3 separate regions of the Mus musculus genome follow, and all the other regions are linked to region 1. The links are chromatin loops, found by intact Hi-C in ENCODE. Cell type or tissue: heart. All regions are shown on one strand.

Region 1 (8,000 bases):
AGCTTTACTCTAAGTGTTACTAATCAGATGTGATGCACATTTACTCCTAGCTTTACTCTAAGTGTTACTAATCAGATGTGATGCACATTTACTCCTAGCTTTACTCTAAGTGTTACTAATCAGATGTGATGCACACTTACTCCTAGCTTTACTCTAAGTGTTACTAATCAGATGTGATGCACACTTACTCCTAGCTTTACTCTAAGTGTTACTAATCAGATGTGATACACACTTACTCCTAGCTTTACTCTAAGTGTTACTAATCAGATGTGATGCACACTTACTCCTAGCTTTACTCTAAGTGTTACTAATCAGATGTGATGCACATTTACTCCTAGCTTTACTCTAAGTGTTACTAATCAGATGTGATGCACATTTACTCCTAGCTTTACTCTAAGTGTTACTAATCAGATGTGATGCACACTTACTCCTAGCTTTACTCTAAGTGTTACTAATCAGATGTGATGCACACTTACTCCTAGCTTTACTCTAAGTGTTACTAATCAGATGTGATACACACTTACTCCTAGCTTTACTCTAAGTGTTACTAATCAGATGTGATACACACTTACTCCTAGCTTTACTCTAAGTGTTACTAATCAGATGTGATACACACTTACTCCTAGCTTTACTCTAAGTGTTACTAATCAGATGTGATACACACTTACTCCTAGCTTTACTCTAAGTGTTACTAATCAGATGGCAGTAGTGTCCTTTCTTCTCCCACTATAGAAATCATGTCTGCAGCAGGAGTGCTGCCCATGTAGAATTAATTCCACAGCTCTTGACAGTTCTTTCATTACAACTCCCAAGTGTACGGTGTCAAGGTTTCCAAGACCTTGAGGGAGAGGGGGAGGGGGAGGGGGAGGGGAGGCAGAGGGACAGAGGGAGAGGGACAGAGGGAGAGGGAGAGACCAGGTTACCACTCCAGGTCCAAGGGTGTCCCAGACCTTTGGACCTCAGGCTTCTAACGCTTCTCGCACTAACACTGTCAGTGCTATGGCTGCAATCTTGGCTGTCACCCTGATCCCTTGCCTGCTCTGAGGTTTTTCTCTGTCTTGTCAGTGCACTGTTACATTTGCCAGTGACTGTCTGGTTCTGATGCTTCTGTATCTCAGCCTGCCTGGCTTCCACTCACACGGTGACCTCCTCATACACAACCACAAACCAACCATAGCAGACCTCTATGCTACGCTTATACCAGTGAAAGCATGATTTGTTTTGCTCTGAACATAAGAGTCCCTTGCTAGGCCATAGGAGCAAATACTTCCCCTTTGGTCCGGGTGGGTGTGGCTGCAGGGAAAGTTTTGTGCAAGCTTTGTGGAAGTGTTGTGCCAGCATCTTCAAGGTACCAATCATGCTATAGCCATGGTTGTCATGCCACTTTTGTCAATATAGCCATGTGATTTAAATCCTGCAGTGTGAGCCAAGACAAAGAAGAAAGAACAGCACAACAGCCAAATTCACATCCTGTTCACTCCATCATTGTTCATGATGTGAGCCTAGTGCTATCAAAGTTCTTGACTAAAAAAAATGTAGACAAAGTGTTGTGACTGCAGATTCCCAGGTTTGGAAAAGGGCACATCCACTGGGAATAGAAGCAATCATCTTGAGATGACTCCCATGAGTGGTGCTATGGAGAGAAAGAATGAGTAACATCTGTGAGACAGCAGAATAGCCGTAGATCATGGCAAGGTCACCATGCAGAAAGCCACGCACACTTTTCTGAAGAGACGGGTCAGGCAGTGCTGGATCTGGAGGCTTCTGAATCGATTGTGTAAGCAGCAGCCACAACAGTGACTCTTTCCAGAAAAGACTTCATTTCTAACAGACCTAAGCTTGAGTTATAGCTCAGCCACCCACCTTCATTGGCGTGGGTTTCTCAGAGCCTCAGTTTCCTTATCTCAAAGCAAGGTGAAATGAACTCTGTTCCCTTGGGTTATCATGAGGGCAGCAGATCAATTGCATGGTAACTGGCTCCCCTTTGTGGCCAAGGATGGTGACAGCTGAAGGCAAGAGGATATGATGTTGAGCTGATGACACAACTTGAGGATGTTCAGCCCTGCGCTGTGACTATAAGCCTCTGATGTGTTACGGGGCCATTGGAATGTATTGGTGGATGTGCCCTGGTTCCCTGCAGTGCATGGTACAATGGTCAAGGAGTAAGTGAGGTTTCGATGAATGTTTGAGTTTCTGCCCCTCCTGGTTTTGTAACATCATTGCTAATACTCTGTGTTTCTGAGTTTCTTGTCTCTGGCTTAGTGAGCTTTGATGCAGCATGGCAAGTTGTAGTTCATTACCAGACCGAAGAGTTCACTAATGCTCATCTTTCCACACCAAAGTGTGTATCCCACTAGTCGCCATGTGTCACAGTCCCTAAGATTCTTTGCTCACGTATTTCCCACCAATAGTCTTCTGTTTGTGAGATATCAACCATATGGCATCTCTGCTCACTTCAGCACTGGATTTTTAAAAATAAGCCAGTCTTTATAAACGTCACAGATGAGCCCTAGAAAGAGATTCTGTTGGTGAACTGATGGGTCTCCCAGTCACCGTAGCAGACAGGATCTTTAGATTTTTGCTACCATCTATGAATGACTAGATACATGCATTTTCTTAGACACAAAAGGAAGGGTTCCACCCCCACCTCCATCTTCTTCTTAGGTGCTCAAGAATACACAAATGCTTTTATTCTCCAGTTAAATATTCTAATGTGTCTGGGAGTATTGTCTATTATGACAAACTTCTAAAAAAAAACAAAACAACCATGTGAATACATGATTTACTTGCTTAAAGTTGAAATGGATTTTTATTTCATTCCTGCAAGATTTGAAAACAGCTTATTATTAAATCAAGATGGCAAGATGGCATATCTGGGGGAAGCGAATAGATAGTTTTAGACATATGAGCTCAGTGGATAACAGCATTTAAGCAACACACTAGTTCCAAAGCTTTCTGAATGTCAGAGTACAAAAAAAAAAAAAAAACCACAAAAAGAAATACACGTAAATGTCAGAAAAAAAGAAATACACATTAAGGTACATGGAAGTGCTCCTCAATTCTTAGCCTGGTAATGTCATAGCCCATCAAAAGGTCAAAACTCATTTAACGCATCTAACATCACAGCCCAACCTGTGATAATGTGCCCAAAGCACTTATGTTAGCCTGTGTTAGGGCAAATCATTTACCATAAACACTACTGTATAACGACAAGGTAATAGATAATTTGTGTAATCTATTAAAGATTGTATTTAGGTTGAAAACCATTTTGCTTTTTTAAAGTCAAATTTGGATCTGCCTATTTAAAAAAAAACATGTTAACCTATAGAATTTTCAAGTAGGAATTCATTATAGAGTGATACAAATAAGCTCTCTACTCATACCGGCCTTAACAGCATACCACATTCAGAGTGAACACCATAGTGTTTTCCAAGAATTACCTTAATTAGTCACAGTACAAGAATTATGCTAAGAAATCAATTCATTGGAGAATTCTTTTGAACTTTTAAAATTTTTATTCTGTGTGTGTATGCCTGAGAGAGAGAGAGAGAGAGAGAGAGAGAGAGAGAGAGAGAGAGAGAGAATGCTTGTGTGCACACTGATGTGCTTGTTTGTATGCATGTGTGGAGGCCAGAAGAGGGCATCAGATGTCCTTCTAAATCACTCTTTGCCTCTCTTCTTGAGACCAGGTCTTTCCCTGAACCTGAAGCTCATGTTTTCTAGGCTGGGCTCCTGTGTCTGCCCCACTCAGATCTGAAGTTACAGGTATTCATGGCCAAGGGTTGATCCTCATGCTTGTCCAGCAAGTGACTTAACAGCAAAACCAGCCTTCCAGAACTGGGTATTTTTCAGGTAGATACAGCTTTATTTTGTGTGTGATTCGTGTGTGTGTGTGTGTGTGTGTGTGTGTGTGTGTGTGTGTGATTCGTGTGTGTGTGTGTGTGTGTGTGTGTGTGTGCGTGATTCGTGTGTGTGTGTGTGTGTGTGTGTGTGCGTGATTCGTGTGTGTGTGTGTGTATGTGTGTGTGTGTGATTCGTGTGTGTGATTCGTATGTGTGCGTGATTCGTATGTGTGTGTGTGTGTGTGTGTATGTGTGTAGTATGTGCATGTACATGTGCTCACATGTGCTCAGTGGTTGCTAGGTATCTTCCTTGAGTTTGCTCTGCTTTATTGGGGTCGTGTCTCTGGCTGGAGCTGAAGCTCACCAATTCCATCTAATCTAACTAGCATTTCAAGGGATCCCCTCTCTCTGGCTCCCATGTACTAGGATCACAGAAGGGAATCACATCTGCAGGCTTTTGACATGGGCTCTGAGGATCTGGTCTGTAGTCCTCACACTTGTGGGCAAGTGTTGATCCATTGAATTATCTTACAGCCCTTATTAGAAAATTCTTTATTGGTAAGAAAGAAATACACGATTCTGACTTGTCTTAGTAATACCTTGCTTTTCAAATAAATAGAAAACAATTTTTATATATATATGTACATATATATATATACATATATATATGTGTGTGTGTGTCTGTGTGTGTATGTATGTGTGTATATATATGTCTGTGTGTGTATGAGAGAGGGAAAAAGAAAATTACATAGATATTAGAATATATATAAAAAGTAATTTCAATATTTTGTGCAGTACTTCTAAATGGATACTGCATCACATTGCGTTACTGTTTCACTGAGGTGCTCGATGGAGCAGCAGAGAGAACTTTAATGTGACCTCTGCTCAGCTCCCACTGGCCTCACTTGTCTAACCTGGGTTGACAGTGGAGATGAACTCTGATACAGATCCTCAAGGCTGGACGCCACAGTCTGTGAACACAGCTGGACACCACAGTCTGTGAACACGGCTGTCGCTGTTTGCTTTGGCTCACTGGAGAGTTTCACTGAAAGAATATATTTTTATTTGACTTTGACTAATATTTTACTAATACTTTTTAATATGGTCTTTATTCAAAGATCAAATTATTGAAGCCTGACAGAAGCTAGTATAGAAAAGAATCCTAAAGTTAATCTCCAGTGAGTTACTCTTTTGTCATCTAAAGTTCCTCAATGTGAACTTTTGACAAGACTGCCTTTCCTATCTGTGAGCTGACTCTGTGTTTAGAACGGGCTTGAGTCAATAGGCCAGTCCTGAAAAATCTGTGCAAACAATAGAAGGAAAGCAATGGACTACAAAAGGGAAAGGGAGGAAATGGCTGTTTAAGAAGAACTAGTAGGTTCTCATATCAGTTTTGAAGTTTCAATATATAATTAGTTAAATATATAAATACAAATAGGACAAGGCTCAACCGCAAAGATATTAAAAAGTTTAAAGAAAAGATTAATCCCTTTGGCCTAATTTATTTTAAAGTGTGTTTCCTGTGTCAATGGGATCTTCACTGGAACTCTTTGCAAAACAAATTGTAAACTGTGTTAGATAAGATTTTATCCATGAACATTCTGAACCTTTTCATCCCAGATCATTTCGTTGAGACAGAAAAATTAATATTAATCGTGATTAAAATTTTGTTACAAAAATTAAGACAGTTGGCAAAGTGTGAGCTCTAAAGCATGAGGACCTGAGTTTGACCTCCAGTACCGAAGTACAAAGTTGGGAGCATGGGGGTACACACTTGGAATCCCAGCTCTGGGAAGGTGGAGACAGCTGTGGCACACTGGCTATTATTGACTAATACCTAACAGAGGAACTCCAGGTTCAGTGAGTATATTCTTCAAAAATACAGAGACAGATTGAAAAGGACACCAGATGTCAACCTCTGGATTCTAAACACTGACATGTATCCACATTCACACTCATACACACACACACAAATGCACACTCACATTTGTTTAAACAGTGTAGATTCTTAAACTCACTAAAACGTATCAAGTCCTTATTGACAGCAAATTATAGTACCAGTGGCAAGAAAGAATTTATCAAACGGAGTTTGTAAAGCTGAAAATGCTCTACTATAATTATATAATTGGTTTCCTATATGGCATAACTGCTTACCATGAAGTCTAGGAGAAGGTAAGATGAACCAAATACACTCAAGGAATTAAGTAAAACTTTCACTGGCTGTGCGACGAAGGCCATTGAGTTCGATTGGTGAGGCACATCACTGCAAGCATTGCTAGCATCGCATAGGCGAACGTGGCCCTGTGATCAAGTGGATTAAAGGCAAGAGAGAACACTTCCTGGTTGTCTTAGTGAGCTGGAGGCAGCACTGAAGGTTGCAGTGTGTTCTGGCAGAGCCATCAAGGACACTGCACCCAAAACCTGTCAAGATTTTATACACACGCCAAGAAGTCATTCAGACACAATAAACTTCTGTTTCTTTCCCAGAAAGTCTGTGTTCTCAACATTTAGGACTTTTCATGAGGATTAAATAACATCAAATATATAAAAGAGTAATGCAAACTATAAACCTGTAAACATTTTATTATGCACATGTTTATTAGCATTCGCTTATTAATGAGGTTTGATATTTACCATCTTTTGTGTAGTCCAGTGGCTATGGATAAGATATATCCCATCAATCCATTCTGGTTGTCAATTAACTTTTTTAAACTTCTTTAAAAATGCCGACTCATCCTTCAAATATGTCATATCTTAACACAGCCTTTTCTTGCAGAATCAAGTTTCAGTTTTCTTCAGGATTTTGTATCAAGACTGCTTGCTGGCCCTTTGAGAATACAATGTCAACATCCTAATTTATTTTCAATTAGTGGTTAATTTATTTTAAAATGTGTTACCAATATTTCCCAGTCCTAAGAGTTTCCCAGAGCAGCCATGAGCATTGGGCCCCCACCTCATTTCTCTTTTGTGGAGCAGTAATAGGTCACATAAAATATTAATTAGCCTATTCAGAGCTAACTATCAGACGGAATACTTGAGGCTGCTGAAACCTCAGCAGCCTTCTGTGGCCAACCAAAAACACTGATCATTTCATCCTCAGTAAACTCTAGAACACAGAAAAGACATCTTCTTCAAAGCGCTCAGGTTTGGTTAGATAGTCTCCAATAAGCAATAGCAGCATTCCTATACAACTGACAGTGAGCCATGAATTGTGACCAAAAACAAAAGATGCTACTTCTATCCCCCAGTCAAATCATTTGTTCCTCCATTAATTAAGTTATTAACATTCCTAGTAACATAGTTATACTGGCTAGTTTTGTGTCAACTTGACACAGCTGGAGTTATCACAGAGAAAGGAGCTTCAGTTGAGGAAATGCCTCCACGAGATCCAACTGTAAGGCATTTTCTCAATTAGTGATCAAGGGGGAAAGGCCCCTTGTGGGTGGGACCATCTCTGGGCTGGTAGTCTTGGTTCTATAAGAGAGCAGGCTGAGCAAGGGGAAGCAAGCCAGTAAGTAACATCCCTCCATGGCCTCCGCATCAGCTCCTGCTTCCTGGCCTGTTTGAGTTCCAGTCCTGACTTCCTTGGTGATGAACAGCAGCATGGAAGTATAAGCCGAACAAACCCTTTCCTCCCCAACTTGCTTCTTGGTCATGATGTTTGTGCAGGAATAGAAACCCTGACTAAGACAATAGCCAGTAGGATATTTACATCTTCATTTTGATATCATTAAAAGGCAAATAATAACTTTAAATAAAATTATTATTTAAATATTATTTTCATATTTTATTTTCCAGCTAGAATTTTCTTACTTATTAAAAATCTAAAATAAATATCTGAATATGAAGAAGTTGACAAACCTAATGTGCTATGCTTTATAAGGTACAATCTTTTCCCCCCTCCCCTCTGCTTCTATGAGGGTGCTCCCCAGGCACCCATGCACTCCTGTCTCATTGCCCTAGTATTCCTCTACATTGGGGCATCAAGTCCCCACAGGACCAAGGGCCTCCCTTTCCACTGATGCCAGATAAGTCCATCCTCTGCTACATAAGCAGCTGGAGCCATGGGTCCCTTCATGTGTATTCTTTGTTTGGTGGTTTAGTCCTTGGGAGTTCTGGGGCTTCTGGTTGGTTGATATTATTGTTCTTCCTATGGGG
Region 2 (8,000 bases), 51 kb after region 1:
GGAACAAATTTATTATTGTAAATTTTTTAAATTTTAAATTATTGTAAATTATTGTAAAGTTGGTCAAAATTTATGTTCATCGTACATAACTGCAAAATGGTAAAAGTTGAAAGGCTGAGTGTCTGGGGATCTCAATGTGAACTCTAGTTTAGAATCACACAACATGGTGAACTCAGTCATCTAGTTCCTTTCCTTTAAAACTGAAGTCAAAGGAGGGTATGTGAACTCACAGAATACGACAGGCAACTTGCTCATGCCCATGACCGTGTAGCTTGCTCAGGCTAGGAAAAATCGAGATCACTACAAGCGACACTTTAAAGCAGAAAATGCAGTTCCTTACTGACAGCAACCAAGTGCAAAGCAATGGCTCTGCCAGCCCAAATTCCAGAGTCAAAACAACATACGGCAGTGGGTCCTTCCCCAAAGCTAAGTTTGACACAACCCATACCAAGCAGAATAAAACTTCCCTTTTGGGCCACCGAAAACTAGAAGTTATCACTACAGCCTAATTTAGGCTACCATGAATACTCTAGTAAGAAAAGCATACAAGCCATCTCAAATGTGTCCAGTTAGGAACCGTCCTCAGCAAGACGCAAACTCTAAGTCCCGAGATCAGGACAACATGCAACGAGACCTGCAGATACAGGGTTTCCTGCAGATACAGGGTTTCCTGCAGATACAGGGTTTCCTGCAGATACAGGGTTTCCTGCAGATACAGGGTTTCGCCAATGGCCCTGCAGAGAGGGAGAGGTTTTACCTGTTCCCCAGAAGAAATGATGGGAGAGAGAAACACACTTGAAGAATTTTGTTTCTTATAGCTCAAGGATCAATACTATGTAGTGATATTTTCTATTTTGAGAGTATCAAATGTTGTGTGTGAGCTTGCTAATCTCTTTCTAGCATACAAGAGAGAATTAAAGAATTATGGTTAATAATTAGAAGCAAAGGGAGCCCTTTTTCATTTTCCATATACTCAACTTTTACAACTGGCTTCTGCACCAACAATAGGATGGGCAAGGAAAAATAATGCCTTCAAAGCAGTAGCTTAGTAGATACGCATGACTCTACAGCACCTACAAATGAGGAAGCATAGATGTCACGTAGCAGGAACCAAGCAAAGACTATTTTTTCAAAACCTGTGCTTTGTCTGACTTTTATACCTAAGTTTCTCTTTGCGCTAATTATATTCATGGTCATTGAGAAAATGAGAAGTTAGTCTCAACAGGAGGGGGGCAGTACTTTAAAAGACTCAATAAGGAGAAAAGTAGAAGACCAAAAAGTATGCTTGGCTAGGTATGATCGGCAGGAAGCCTTGAGGGTGGAGGCACAATGACGGTCTAGAAGGCGAAAGGGAGAAATCAGGTTAAAGCCAACTTCACCCTACACTGTGCTTTCTCGTCTCACAGATCCTGAGCAAGCACAGCCAACTGCTGAGGTTGAAAGGGCCTCTCCTGCGAGAAGACAGCCGAGGAGGATGTGAATCAACAGACCATATCCAGTGGCTTCCTGACCTATCCTGCCTGTTTGTGTTTGAGAACTGTATAGAAACACACACTGCATCAGCTGATTACATGTTGCAACTGCAGTTCTGCCTCGGCAGGTGACTCTAAAAGTTCCAAGATAAATAAATGAGGCTTTGTTTTCTTCTATCTAAAATGGTAACAATATCCTCCTGTAATAGAATTTTTTATTTTTTTCTCCTGATCCAGTAATGCCAAAATGAAAGGCTCCTGACCCCTGTTAAACTCAACTACAAACTGAGTAACCTCAAACTATTTGCAGTAGTATAGTACTTCTTATGAATTTAATATATACGAGACATTAGGAAAGGAAAAAGTTGTAATCAGTATATATCTTCCTCAATATCCATGACTTTACTAGCTAATAAATATTCCATGAAGAAACAGAGAGGGCCACAGGCTGAGGCTCTGTCTAAGCCATAGGTCAAAGTCTGGCTCTACCACTTATTTACTTCCGAGACGACCATAGGTGATTACAACATAAAGAGCAAACAGTAGATAAACACTGAAATGCAAGTCAGACTCTTACATATATATCACATGTAATCCCAGTAGCCTAACAGGCCAGGCCCAATACTTTCCTCACTTTGCAAACAAATTAAGGTGCAGAAAGAACAAGACACCTTAGCCAAGGTCAGCAGACGCCTAAGACAGGACAGCAGACTACCAGCATAGTCTTCTCATCTGTTGTAGGCAACAACTATTGGAAGTCATGTGTACCAGCTGAAGAATGGAAGATACCTGGAGAGAGCCTAGAATAGCAGTTGTCACATACTATGTAGACAAGAAAAGATGCAGGTTGTGCCAGAGACAGATCACACCACCAGAATTAAAACTATACATGCTCCTAATCCTCCATCATATTTCCAAGCCTTGGTACAGCTGATCTATTATAAGGCTGATCAAAGTTTATGTTCATATTTCACAACATGAAACAATAAAAGCTGAGAAAGGCTGAGGCCAAACTTACTGCTATCTCTCAATACATGCAGTTTCCTTTCAGTTGACGGGTGCATACCTGGGAATCTCAGGTATGAACTCTAATGTGCAATCACTGAATGTGGGAAACCCATTCAGTCTTTTTTCTGGAAAGTCAAAGCTGGGCATGGGGATTCATGTTTGTAATACAGCACTAAGGGAGGTTGAGGCAGGAGAATCACTGCCAGTCTAGGGTCAGCCTGAGCTACTCAGTGAGTTCTAGGATAGCCTGGGCTAGAAAACAAAACATAGTCGGATTAGGTTTCATAATTTGTCCTAAGGCCATAAAGTTCCCATCAAGTGGTTGCCACCTCACCAGCAATGATTTATACCTTTAACTCAGGTGCATCCTCGCTATAGAAGCCTACACAGAATAAACTAAACCTCTGACCATAAGTGCAAGAGTCTTTAGATAATGTGTGTAAGAAGAGCCGGTGCTCATTTTGTTTTTATGAACCACCCAGGTGACTTCAAATAGAGTTCTAAACAAAGATAAACAGGATTCTCAGCTTTTCCAAGACAGCAAACTACTTTTAAGAAGCTTACTACAAATTTAGGAAACTCCAAGAACTTGGGGTCTACTGCTGTCTCCTCCTCCACTGTTAAAAACAAAAGCGATCCATGCTCCAATATAACCAGAAACCTGAATCTGAACCCTGCTGCATTTATGCAGGGCAGAGAGAAAGCTGGGGAAGTCAAGTCACAAAGCTTTATGGCTCAAGAGCTACCAAAGTACTTTTTTTTTATCAAACTCATACACAAACACACGCACGGGGGGGGGGGGGGGGGATAGTTCTTTATCAGGTCTTCCAAGGGGCTGTGTTATATGAATTTGTAGTGTAATTTTTTTCAGGGTGCCATAAAAATGTCAATGACTCTTCTGTCATACAGAGCGCCTCCTAGGGTGGTCACAAGGCCTCTAAAAGACAAATTTGGAGAGAGCACGAGAAGGAGGGGCCAGGGGGACCCCACTTACCGAAAACACTGCATTCTGAAGCCCAAAAGGTATGGGAGTCAGCCGGGCCAGCGCCACCACCTTCAGGCCGCTTCCTCCCTCCACGACGCGGATAACGGCGCTCAGCTTGTCGCTGTTCTGGATCCTGGCAGCCACCCAGGCGGTGAGTAGCCGCTTGCAGACCACATGAGCGATAAAGGTGCCAATGAGGACGCCCACCACCATGAGCCCCATGCCTAGCACGAAGCCGTACAGGTAGCCGGCCGCCACATTAAGCACGATGTAGCCCCAACCGCAGGGGAAGGAGACCACGATGAAGCCCACGACGAAGAGCAGGACACCGAGCAGCGAGTCGAGGCTCTCCACCCAGAGCAGGAGGTGCTGCAGGTAGCGGCGGACCAGGGCCAGGGAAGCGAAGCACAGGGCGGCCAGCACGCACACCAGCACGAGGCTCCGGCACCAACAGGTGCTGCCGAGGCAGCAGCAGCGCCAGTTTCTCACCTCGGCCACCCCGACCACCACGCCGCCGCCGCTCCCGGGGCCGCCTGCCAACGCCCCGGCCGGCGCCGGCAAGTCCGAGGCCGCGGGCAGACCGTGGCGCTCCAGATAGGCGCCGAGCAGGGCGCCCGAGGCCGCCGCCGCAGCAGCAGCCGCCGCCGCGCTGGCCCCGCCCCCGCGGGGAAGGCGGTCCTCCGAGCGGTCCCCTCCCGCTGTCCGCTCCGGTGCCCAGCGGCCCGGCTGCTCCACGACTCCCGTCCGACCGGCGTGCTGCAAGGCCCGGGGCAGCGTGTGGGGCAGGCTCCCACCGGGGTTCCGCATGCCTCGGCCTCAGCCGGCCAGTGTCTCCACTCCCGCCGCGTCCCCCCGCCTGCGGCCTTCCATGGCACCCCGCACGCCAGGCCTCGGCTCCCTGCGTCCTCTCGCGGGGAGGGAACGGCCGGAGAAGGGCGGCAGCGGCGGTCGAGACGCGGTCCCGCCGGGAGTCGGTCGAGTCTGGACCCCGCGCCCGCAGAGCCCGCCCCCTTGGGCCCGAGGGGCGGGGCACGCGCAGAGGGGGCGGAGACATAGCTGGGTGGTCGGTCACGCCCCCGTGACGCCCGGCTGGTGCTGCGGATGAGTGGCGAGGTACCCGCGTCTCTCAGGCAACGGAGGCCTCGGCTGCCCGGGGCAGAAGAGTGAGGCGGAGGGAGGCCACGGGAAGCGGAAAGGGGACCCGGGGCTGCGCGCTCTCAGCTTCCACGGGCGCGCGCGTGCCTGCGTGTCAAAGACCCTTGGCCGCAGCTGCTGGGACTCTTGCCAAGTGCCTCTCTTTGGCTTCTGATTGACCTTTCCTGCAAACCAGCAGTGGGGTGTCGCTCTCCCCCAAAAGCTGTCTGGCGACTTTAGGGGAGGAGTTCTTATCTGTTCGTAGGAGGATAATTGTACCATCCCAGAGAGCAAAGTCTCCCAGTGGCTTCTAGATAACTCGGTTGTTTAGGAGCCCAGGGAATTGGTTGTGAAGAGCCACTCTTCAGAGAATGTGCCTTCTAGACCCTAGTCCTTTCCTGAATGCCAAGCACTGTGCTGCGTAGAGTGGAAAAGATTCCTCAAAAGACCTTTATAAAAAGGGTTGCTGTTACCAGCCCTTTCACGAGCTATGTATAGACTTATGACTGACCCAGTGCTAGGAGAGCAAGGTAAGGAATCAAAGATGTTAGCTAGAGTTCTTATCTGAGATAGTAGATAGAAGAAAGCCATTGACTTAAGGAAAATATTACAACTATGTACAAATGAAGTTGATGCATCAGAGTTGAGATGTCCATGATATCCACCCAAAAGTGGCATTCCAGTGGATGTTTGAAAATAGGAATATGGCGTTGACATGAATTATCACTCCTAGAAATTTTGACATTGATACACAGGCAACCGTTAAGACCATGGTTATGGATGACTGAATAGTAGTAGGTGTACTAAATATTCCCTGTATTCTCTACTCGGTCATAGTAGGCTGACTTCTATGTCCAGGCCTCGTGTTTGGGTCAGTCTCCACGATATATTCTGCCAAGTGACTTGTGACTAGCTTTTAGATGCTTTAGGAACCTTCCAAAATCCTTTCTCTCTTTGCCATTGTCAATTATTGGTGTTCCACAGAGTGAAGAGTAAGAATCCCAGTTACTTCTTGATGGAAGTATATAAATGAGTGAGAAGAAAAACCACGGACATGTGAGAGTTATATTATCAGGGCACTGTGATATCATCACTTCTGACTGGTGTGAATGAGAATAAGTCTGAGAAATTAAACCTTGAGGCATCAATATGCTACTTGGACCTTGTGAAGAGAATCCGAAAGACTGCCGAAATATTACTTAATATTTTATGATGATGATCATCATCATCATCTAGGCACTCCTATTTCCGTTTCTGCTCTGTCATTTACTCCCATACCGTACAGAAGCCTTGTGTTCGCTTCCAGTTCACATTGCAGACTAAAATCCAGATGCGGAGCCCTTAGCTCTGAGCCAGCTCTTGGGCTGCCAGCGCTCTGCACAGGCCAGTCTTGGATCAGTTCACCCATATTTATGCAGCACATGCCTATCCAAGATAACCATCTGTGTCCACTGGGCACAGTGCTCTGGCCACTGCAGTGTAAACTGTAACTGGACGTTTCCACTCTTGTGCCACTAGAATTTATTTCTTGTAGAATTATGAAGATTACATTTTACAATGGGAAAGGAGGCTTGCCTTGCTGCATTACACAGCATGATCAGCCTAAAACCCTTATGGGAAAATATTAACTCTCTCCCCTGGCCTACAAAGGTGTTTATGACCTCACCTGGCTGCCATCCCTACCTCACTGCCCTTGCCCTTCCCACACTAGCACACTGGCCTCCTAGCTCTCTCTTGCATTCGCAAGTCTCCTACTTGAGGTTGTTCACACTCTACCTCTGCTGACCTCTCTCTGGTGAATAGTCTTCCCTTGTCTCTTAGAAAGTCTAGTTTCCCTTTCCTTACTCATATTAAGCTCTGCAGGCCTCTGTTCAAAGATGACAGCCCTGATGACTCTCATCTGAAGGACCAGTCTGCCTGCCAAAGAGCTGTGGTACTTTTCTCCTAGCACAAGCCCTGCCTGAGATTTCCCTGTGTATTTTATCCTTCACTGTCTGTCTTCCCCAACTAAAGACACTGTGGAAGTTGCCATTTTTATTGTCTGGTGAGGCCGGATAACCTAGCTTCCTAGAATACCTGACAGACTTTGAATTTTAGGTTAACCTCCCAAGTCATGTGTTCATTATGGAGTTTTAATACATAATTTGTTCTTATTGCCCCACTCTCCTATTGTCTTCCTCTCCCCCTGACCCACTCTTAATAGTCTCCTTCCCGCTTAATTCCCTTCTTCATTCATGTAACAATTTGTATATTCTGTAACCATCTCTTTCACTCTTCCCTGCTTCCTTCAGACCTCTGACTTTGTAGTTCAACACACACACACACACACACACACACACACACACACACACACACATACATGGTTTCACATATGTGAGAGTAAGTCTTTGAGTCTGGTTTAGTTTACTTAAAAGATGTGTTACAGCAGGGCAGTGGTGCCGCACGCCTTTAATCCCAGCACTTGGGAGGCAGAGGCAGGCAGATCTCTGAGTTCAAGGCCAGCCTGGTCTACAGAGTGAGTTCCAAGACAGCCAGGGTTACACAGAGAAACCCTGTCTCGAAAAACCAAAAAAAAAAAAAAAAAAAGATGTGTTACATCTTTATTTCTACAACGTCATAAGTTCATTGGAGCTGAAGAAAAATTGCTTATGTTTATGTATCACATATGTAACACATTTTCTGGATCTATTCTTTTCCTTAGTATGTTTATAGGAAGGTTCCATTTCTTAGCAGCCATAAACGTGAATATGCAAGTACCTCCATAGTACATTACAGTGTCCTTTGGGTATATTCATCCAGGAATGGTATAGTGGAATAGGTTTTTTTGTTTATTTATAATATAAAGTTTTTGGTTTGCTTGTGTTTCAGGAAATATTAAAAAATGAACCTGTCAATTCTCTGAGCTCCTGCTTCTCTCAACCCGCCAACTCCCCAGAGGGGCCAACAGGCTTCTGGAGCTCCTGCCACCATCAACTCTCTCCAGCCGCACCCCCCACCCCCAGCATCTGGCTCACTTGTCCCTGGAGCCTCTAGTTCCCTCTCTGCCATCAGAAGTCCCACATACCAGTAACCAAGTAAAGCAAAACTCTTGAACCTTATAATTAACCAATCAGATTTATGTATCAATAAATTCTCAATTTACAAGAAGCCAATACAATAATTTCAGAACCAATTGATAATGATAAAAGCTATATCCTAATTATTCTAACCTTATGATATCATAACTACCTGTGGCTGGTTAAAGCCACCATGGTGCACGTCTGCCTCCATCTTTCTCTTTCTCCCCTGGGATGCTCTCTGGCTCTTCAACTCTTAGCTCGGCCTTCCTTTTCCCTGTCCAATCACAGGCCTCCTGCTGCCCTAATGTAATTGGACAGGAAAAATTCTGGGACATGCTTGGT
Region 3 (8,000 bases), 360 kb after region 1:
AGAAGAGGATCTGGAAGAATTCCAGCTTGCTCTGAAGCACTATGTGGAGAGTGCTTCAGCTCAAAGTGGATGCCTGCGGTGAGTGCTCATATGCAAGCCAGCCCCTCCCCCACTGCCAGCCTTTCACCCTTGGCAAAAGTGGGAGGTTTGATGGGGGTGGGGGGAGGTTCCAGAGCATTCTTCAGTATGAGGTTTTAGCTAGAGCAATAAGACAATTAAAGGAGATCAAGGGGATACAAATTGGAGAAGAAGAACTCAAAAGTATCACTAGTTGCAGATAATATGATAGCGTATACACAAGTGACCCCAAAACTTCCACCAGAGAAAAATTATCAAGCTGATAAACACCTTCTGTAAAGTGGCCGGACACAAAATTAACTCAGAAAAACCAGTAGCCTTCCTTTATATAGGCATTTTCAAATCCTCCTGTTAAATTCTGCGGAGCCATCCAGCCATCTAGGTTATGACATTTGCAGAGTTTAGCAGGATATTTTGTTTGATCCTTGAACCAGCGTTGATTTAATCATTTGGCACACCGAGGGAAATAAAATGGAAATAAACTGTGAATGAGGAAGGTTTCAAATAGATCGAAATTTCCCCCTTCTGCACACAGCAACCAGCACTCGTTGAAAATCATCTTTGTAGAGAAGGCTTTCACTCATGGGGGTCTGGCTTTGATTGCCCTGTGGACTAATGATCATTTCTGCCATTGTGGAAATAGAAGGGCTCTCCAAAATTATGCTCTCAGACCATGATTATTTCACAGAAGCAGCGGCAGCATTTATTTTCTCTCTTCACTTCATAGCTTCCTCTCAGCTGTTATGTAAAGAGTAATAGAACATGCTAAACTGCATCTGTAGTTTCTTGATATGACTGGTCCCGTAAATCAGTATGTGCATCATTTTCCACAAACAATGGTAGAATTCCTGCCATGGGAACTCTACAGTGCCCCTCCAAGGCATATCCTGTCGAATGCTAGCTCTTTGTCTAGACACGGAATCCCATATACACGGTCATCTGTCCATAATCCAGCAGTATGTGTTGCTTCTTAACATGCCTCAGACCTGGCCAGGCTGCTCCTTAAATATCCACTCAGCTGCTCTCTCATGCTGTCAGACATCCACAGCACAGGCCCAAACTCACCTGTTTTCAGAAAACTTCCACAACATATACCCCTTCCTGTGAAATTATTTCAACTGCATTCCCTAATGGTCTTTAAACATTAGCAGATGTGTGTTTGTGTGATGTACAACTGTCTTCATAGAAACACATGTATTATGTCTGTGTTCTGCTCTTCTTCCTGGTGGTTAATTAATTTTTTATTTATGGTGAAACCTACTTATCAGGTCTTGGGAAAAAAGCTAGAAGGAAACGGGAATTAAAGCCAGGGATACACAGCCTTGTGTCTTGGGCAATCTCACTGACTGCAAACCTCAACTTTCATCATCAAGAACCTCATGAAGGCAGACATGCTCACACCGGCCTGTGGTCCCAGCTCCTTGAGACAGGAAGATAACGCAATGAGGCATTGCCGAAGTGACAGAATGAGTTCAAGTCCAACCTGGGCAATTTTAGTGAGACTTTCTCTCAAACACAGAAAGAATTATGAATGTACTACAGAGGTAGAACTTGACTAGCATGTATTAGCCTTTGGATTCAATCCTTAGTACACACACACACACACACACACACACACACACACACACACGTCTCATGAAATGTTTATATGTAACGTTTATGTGTGAACTACCCAACAGTATCTTCCATCCACTGAGGAATGAAATGTGAGCTGCAGTCACCAATGCCTTCTTCCTGGCTGCTCTCCCATCTCTGCAGTATGAGCATCACTAACTCCTCACAACTTCCCAGTGTGGCCTCTGTAACAGACACTAGGAAAGGCTGCACTTCCTTGATTGCTATTCTACTTTGTGTCAGGGTCATAAAAGCACAAATAAAAGCATTTTACTCTTGGAAGAATTAGAGATTTGCCAAGGCAGGGGTGTATGTAGTTTTTCAAAGCCTACTCATTTAAAAATAAAACTGCTTCAAAAATACAGAAAGGCACCTATGCAATTGAAGAAGGTTGAACTCAGTAAATGCTTTTTGAACTGACAAAGATAGAAAGAAGAAAAGTCTATGCCAAATTCCCATGCTGGTTAGATGTTTTATATTCATTAAAAAGGTACAAAAGTTTTCAAGATTCTGAAACACTATTTTCAAATGCTGTGGAACCTGGGTGCAAATAGCCCCAGAAGAGAAGGAACCTGCTGTGGGTGGGTCAGAGAGTTAGAAAATCTGTGATGCTTGGTGCAAACCATGCGGAATCAGGAAGAACTGTCCCTGCTGTGCATGGAGGCGAGGAGAGGAGAGAATCCATTTCCTGAAGGATAGACGTGCAGCCTTGCCTTTTCCTTCAAACACCGCTGTGTTTCTTAGTGGACTTCATGCACTTCATGCAGATTCTGCAGCTAATTTCGTTTGCAGGGGTCGTCAGGATGTATACAGATGTAATGAGTGTCAGAAAACGACCACACGGGTGGAACACCTGTGGAAGAGACATTGCCCATTTAATTCAGTTTTTTCAGATGTATAAGTGAATCAGTTATGTTCTCTATGTGTTGTTGAATCATCAAATGCCACTAATGTCAGCCATTGGGATCCTGTGTACCCTCCACAGCTGCCTAGTGCTGAGTCGGTGAAGCGCTATGAATTAGCAAGGATTCATCTCCCATAGTGCTTAGCCAAGCCTCACCACACAAGACGAAGAGTGCTGCCATGGGGTGAAGCCTTAGAAGATTAGCAATTTTGCATCAATTTTCTTATTTAGTTTTCACGGGAATCATTACAGGCATATATTGCACCCAGCTTAGACAAAAAAAAAAAAAAAAACAGGGCTCTGGTGCATTAAAAAACTTGCTCAAGATTCACTCAAAACTGCGTGTTTAATCTTTCTCATCTGTACTTAAAAATAGTTGAATTATCTTTGTGACTAACTGGGGGTTGAGTACAAACACAAGATCCTTCAAGTTCCAGTAATATCAGTAATAATCTTGTTAGACTCAGGCAACTGAATTAGAACTTGTTCTGAGTATTCACCAAGAAAGTAGAAGTCCGAGGACAGACAGAGGCTGGGCCAATTGGGTCTTTAAAGACTGGTGAGGGCTAACAAGGTGGCTCAGGGTGTGAAGGTGCTTGCCATCAAGCCCAATGGCCTGAGTTCAATGAGATCTATGTGATGAAAGAAGAGAACTGACTTCCACAGCTTATCTCTGACTTCCGCACACCCATCCTGTATGCACGCTGGTACACACACACACACACACACACACACACACACACACACACACACTTGGAGAAAAACTCAGGCAGATCATTCATGTGAGTTGCTATATAATGATATATCATTATATGCTGCGCACTTTCTGTGCAATTACAAATGTTCAGCAGATTTTGTAAGAGAGCAGCAGTGGGATAAATGGATAGACAATGTGCTCTTAGAATAGTCCTCAACACGAGACAGGAAATAGCTCCTGCCTTCAAATGCTTCTTATGATCAAACATTGGAAACAGAATCCCTACTCATTAAGGTAGTGGGCAAATCAAATCATATTCTTGTCCTAAAATTCGCTAGTTTTTGTTTTTGTTTTTGTTTTTGTTTTGTTTTTTTCCCATTGGAGCTAAGTGATCTCTGAGGCTCTCAGCTGCAAAATTCCTTTGGATGTGGTCATATTTCCAATGCCAGGGGCCTAGGAACCATGTCTGGATTACATGCCAAGACTCGATCTTGAGATACCCTTAAGAACTAATGGGGTGCACTGAAGTATTATTAATCACTAATCTGTAAGGATAAGATAAACTATGGTAACTAAACCCAGACCTCTGTTTGTAGAAATGTGGGGTGCCTCTCCTGTTACTTCTTTTTCCCACTAGTTTGGCCCTGTGGGTTAAGCAGGGCAGGCACTCAGAGAAGAAAGAAAGCCAAGAGTAAGAGGGCCTCCTCTCCATTCCTCATACAACCATTTCACAGAGGGGTAAACTGAGATTGAGTAACGGGTTAAAGGTGGCACACTTGATGAGAGGTAGTTCTGTTAAGACATTCTTTACCCCATCACCCTATAATATCCTTCCTACCTAATCCTCAGTCTTTCACAAGCTTGGGTATTGTGCTAATGTGAATTTCACTGGGAGGGCAAGGCTGAGAATCAAACACCTGCTACACTAGTGCTCTACCAATGACATATGTCTTCAGTGCTTGCTTATTTGAGGGATACCACACCAGCTAGCCAAGGCTAGACTCCAACTTAAGATCCTCCTGCATCTGTCTTTCAAATGCTGGAATTACTAAGTTTATAGGCCTTTCTGTGCTAGTCCAGAAAATGTAATATTTTTATAGCACAATTACTGGGCTTTTAATATAATGAGTAATATCAATAATTAGTTTGCAAGAGGCAATTAATGATGACCTGAAATATTAGGGTGGATGTTTTAATCTTTATCCTAAAAAAGTAGAGTTGAAATTTGCCCGATATACTATTAGGTTCTATTTGAGCATTAGGGACACCTTCAAGACACTGAATAAGCTATCAGTTCTCGTCCCAGATAAACATATATAAGCACAGTAGTTTTCAGGCCACTGCAGAGGCTTATGGGAAAAGTCACAAAGCTTACCGTGAACTCCTGGGGTCAGAAAATTACAAACTCTCTGATGTACTAAACTATTACCATATAGCAAACACTTATTCAGAAAAATCTTAAGTTGAACTGGCAACATTAGCACATCATACCCAAGGGACCAAATTATATTTTAAAAAAAAAACAGTATTACAAGAATAAGGGAAAGAAAATATCTTTTAAGCATACTCCACACTGCCATGAGCAGGATCTTTTAAAACTAAAATAGATTTCAATTCCGTTCGTGAAGTTACTGCCACCTGGTGGTCACAAATAGGTAAATCCTAAATCTGCATTAATTTCATCGGTAGAGTCTTAAATATACTTTGAAACATTAGACTAAGAAAGATGTCATTGAGTTTTACATGCATCTCAGGTCTGTTTCTTCTTACACAAGCTCATGACCCTCATGGCCACGTCCCTCTGTCGCGCTGTTCTGATGTTGATGTGGATCGTCCTCATCTGTGTTCTTGCTTGTTTAACTTTTCTCTAGGCTTTATATGACAGCTGCCCTCTATTACACTCTACACGGCCATGAGCAGGACAGTTTTAAAAACGAAGAATTTTTAGTAAATTTTGGCATGAGAGATGTTTAGTAACATTTTCAAATGGGGGACTGTAAAGATGCTCAGTGGATCACTAGCTGCTCTTCTAGAGGACTCTGGTGAATATTTGAAATATTCACGTGGTGGCTCACAACTCTTACCCTCATTTCAGGGAAATATGATATCCTTTTCTGACCTCCATGGGCACCAGGAATGAAAATGGTGCACAGATATATATAAAACACAAAATACACAACTAGGAACTTTGAATAAGTGTTCAAAGATATTAATCTAAAACTGTATGCCAAAATAGATACCCTGAGCTATTCAGTTCTTGATAAAGCCGTTTACTATTCTTCCTGGCTCAGGCCACTTTGTTTCTTATACATATAGGTAACATTGTTGTATACTACATATACAGATGAGAAATTTTGGTTGTGTGAGTGTAGTGTGTCATGGGTATGTGTGTCAGCGAATGTGTGGGCACACATGTACACCCTGGAGGCCTGAGGCTGTTGGAAGTCTTCCTTGGTTGGTCTCCACATTCTTCATTGAGGCAAACTTAGACAGCTTGCCATGAAGATCTTTCGAGTTGGTATTTCTACTTTGCCCCGAGTCATCTCCCCTACGCCTCTGTCTGCTTCTGTAACTTCCAAGGCCCAATCATGCCTTTCTATTGCAGTATCTCTATACAGAAGCTCTCAAACGAATCTCGCTACATGATTTATGAGTTCTGGGAGAACAGCAGTGTGTGGAACCGGTAAGTTCCGAGGAAAAAATTACTTGTTTTCTGTTGGGGGTGGTGGCAATGTACACGATGAAGCGTTTAGACTGTTGGAAAAGATTTATTTGGTGCTAGAGATGAACCAAGGACTTAAGCGTGCTGAGTAAGCACTCCATCACTGTTACATCCCAGAAGCCCTGTAAGTTTATGCTCTGAAATGAAGTCCATTCAGTTGCCCAGGACGATCTTGCACTTACTCTATAACCCAGTCATGTCTTGAATTTGAAATGCTTTAGCCAGAATTCCAGACCTGCACCACCAGGTCTGAGGTGTTTACTTCATCTTAAAACTTGCCTTCCTTGTTACAATAAATCCTACAGTTGTCAGAATTTATTTCATACTGATCCCACCTTAAGTATTTGCATTTTACTGATGCTCTTGGTGAAACAGAATTCAACAAGTGTGGTGGTTTGAATAAATGCCCACCCCATAGACTTATGGTTTGAATGCTTGGATCATAGGAGTGGCACTATTAGCGGATGTGGTGCTGGAGAAAGTGTGTCACTGTGGGGGCAGGTTTTGAGGTCTCATATGCTCAAGCTACATCCAGTGTGACAGAAAGGCTCCTGCTGCCTGTGGGTCAAAATGTAGAACTCTCAGCTCCTTCTACAGTACCATGTCTGTCTGCATGCCACCATGTTAATAATGAACAAAACCTCAGAACTGCAAGCCAGCCCCATTTAAAAGTTTTCCGTTATAAGAGTTGCCATGATCATGGTGTCTGTTCACAGCAATAGAAGCCTTAACACACGAGGGCCGTGGGTGTTAAGGAGGATAAGTGATTGGGCATCATGCTTCATGAACTATATCATTTTGCTCTGTGAATATCATTCTGCTTCATTTAAACTATACACAGTGGTCAATATGTTTTTAATGTCCTTAAAACATTACCAAAAAAATACAAAAAGGAATAAAAGACATTGGAAAAAGTTACAAACCAACTTTGAGAGGAAAAATGTAAAAAAAAAATTTTTTTTTTATAAAGTGTGGAAAATCATGCTATGTTTTAAAAAAATAAAATAAAAAGGTGGCAGAAAGCACATGGGTGCATAGAGCGTGCTCCAGGGTAGTGACAGGAGCTAACATAGTTCAAACTGAGGGCAGGGGGTAGTTTATAGTGTTTTGTACTTAGTGATTGTTTCATGATCTCCCACACTTTAATCAATGGTGTTTTCTTTCCTGTTCCTTTCTTGACAATTTGGAGAGAGGAAGAAATATGTTACTGTCTTTTGTCCTTAATGACTATGTTTCTAGCTACAATAAACCTAATATTGGTAGCTGTTGGTCATCACAATTTATTTAAGTGTAACTCAACTCCTATACTTAAAAGTATTCCAGTGCTGTACTATGTCACAATCTAGTAAATTTACTAACAAATATGCAATTTTAAATATGACATGAAGGAACTTTTTATTCTATTACATAAACAGTTCCTGGTGATTTTAGGTAGCACAGAAAATATAACTCTCACTATCAGTGTTTGGAAGTGCTAAATATAGTAATAAAGGTAAGAGAAGTCTGGGAAGTTCAACTGATTTGTATTTCATCTTACATTGTTTTTTGTGGCTTCAAGGGGCAGTCCAGGGACGCAGCAGAGTGCTTGCCTGGTGAGAAATAATTGGCACTCACTGTGTAGTAATGAAGACACAGTCAGTACCAACTATAGCACTTCAGGCAGGGACCCTGACAGCAACTCCAAGCATTCTGGCCTTGTTAAAGATAGTTTAAATCCCACCTCATTCTCCAATCATGGAAAATTTACAGTTCCTGTTCTTTACATATGAACATATCAAGTTGCTTTTCATTTGTCCATTTCTCCTGGGATTTAGCCTACCTCCCAATGTAGCATGTCTAATATGCTTATCCTAAATGCCTTTCATTTAAATTTTGTGACAATTACTACTCTGTAGATTCTACTAAAGTTAAATAAGCATCAAGAGCAGACTATATCTGGGCATTTAGTTCAAACCACTCCAAATCTTGACATCAGGTTGGATTTG

The links. A loop is a pair of places that touch in the nucleus more often than their neighbours do. Peaks named below come from ENCODE experiments on the same cell type or tissue, not always from the same donor. Only the 100,000 strongest peaks of a DNase experiment are listed, where the experiment ranks them.
Region 2: a loop joins it to region 1, with 2.2 times the contacts of the local background. A loop is called at or near these places in 6 of 42 quality-filtered maps.
Region 3: it touches region 1 in a loop (20-fold over the local background); 41 of 42 quality-filtered maps call a loop at or near these places.

Annotation. Positions count from the first base shown.
Region 1 is chr4:15,313,126-15,321,125 of GRCm38, reverse strand. It overlaps Gm29883 (a long non-coding RNA gene), which reads right to left. Exons shown (of 4, transcript XR_390426.2): 3 at 5,997-6,669. It overlaps Gm29829 (a long non-coding RNA gene), which reads left to right and starts at 3,703. Exons shown (of 3, transcript XR_390425.4): 1 at 3,703-3,852. In heart, a CTCF peak has its summit at 3,636 (motif pointing right); no DNase peak of the experiment used is centred here.
Region 2 is chr4:15,262,224-15,270,223 of GRCm38, reverse strand. It overlaps Tmem64 (transmembrane protein 64), which reads right to left and starts at 4,404. Exons shown (of 3, transcript NM_181401.3): 1 at 3,475-4,404. The coding sequence starts at 4,272. Gm51436 (a long non-coding RNA gene) reads right to left here and starts at 3,467. Exons shown (of 2, transcript XR_003955370.1): 1 at 1-3,467. In heart, a CTCF peak has its summit at 3,515 (motif pointing left); DNase peaks (open chromatin) are centred at 1,473 and 4,523; H3K4me3 peaks cover 4,741 bases; H3K27ac peaks cover 3,021 bases.
Region 3 is chr4:14,957,984-14,965,983 of GRCm38, reverse strand. It overlaps Necab1 (N-terminal EF-hand calcium binding protein 1), which reads left to right. Exons shown (of 13, transcript NM_178617.4): 10 at 1-78; 11 at 5,899-5,976. Among named protein-coding and RNA genes, the nearest start is that of Gm11837, 31 kb to the right of the region's middle. In heart, a CTCF peak has its summit at 4,928 (motif pointing left); no DNase peak of the experiment used is centred here.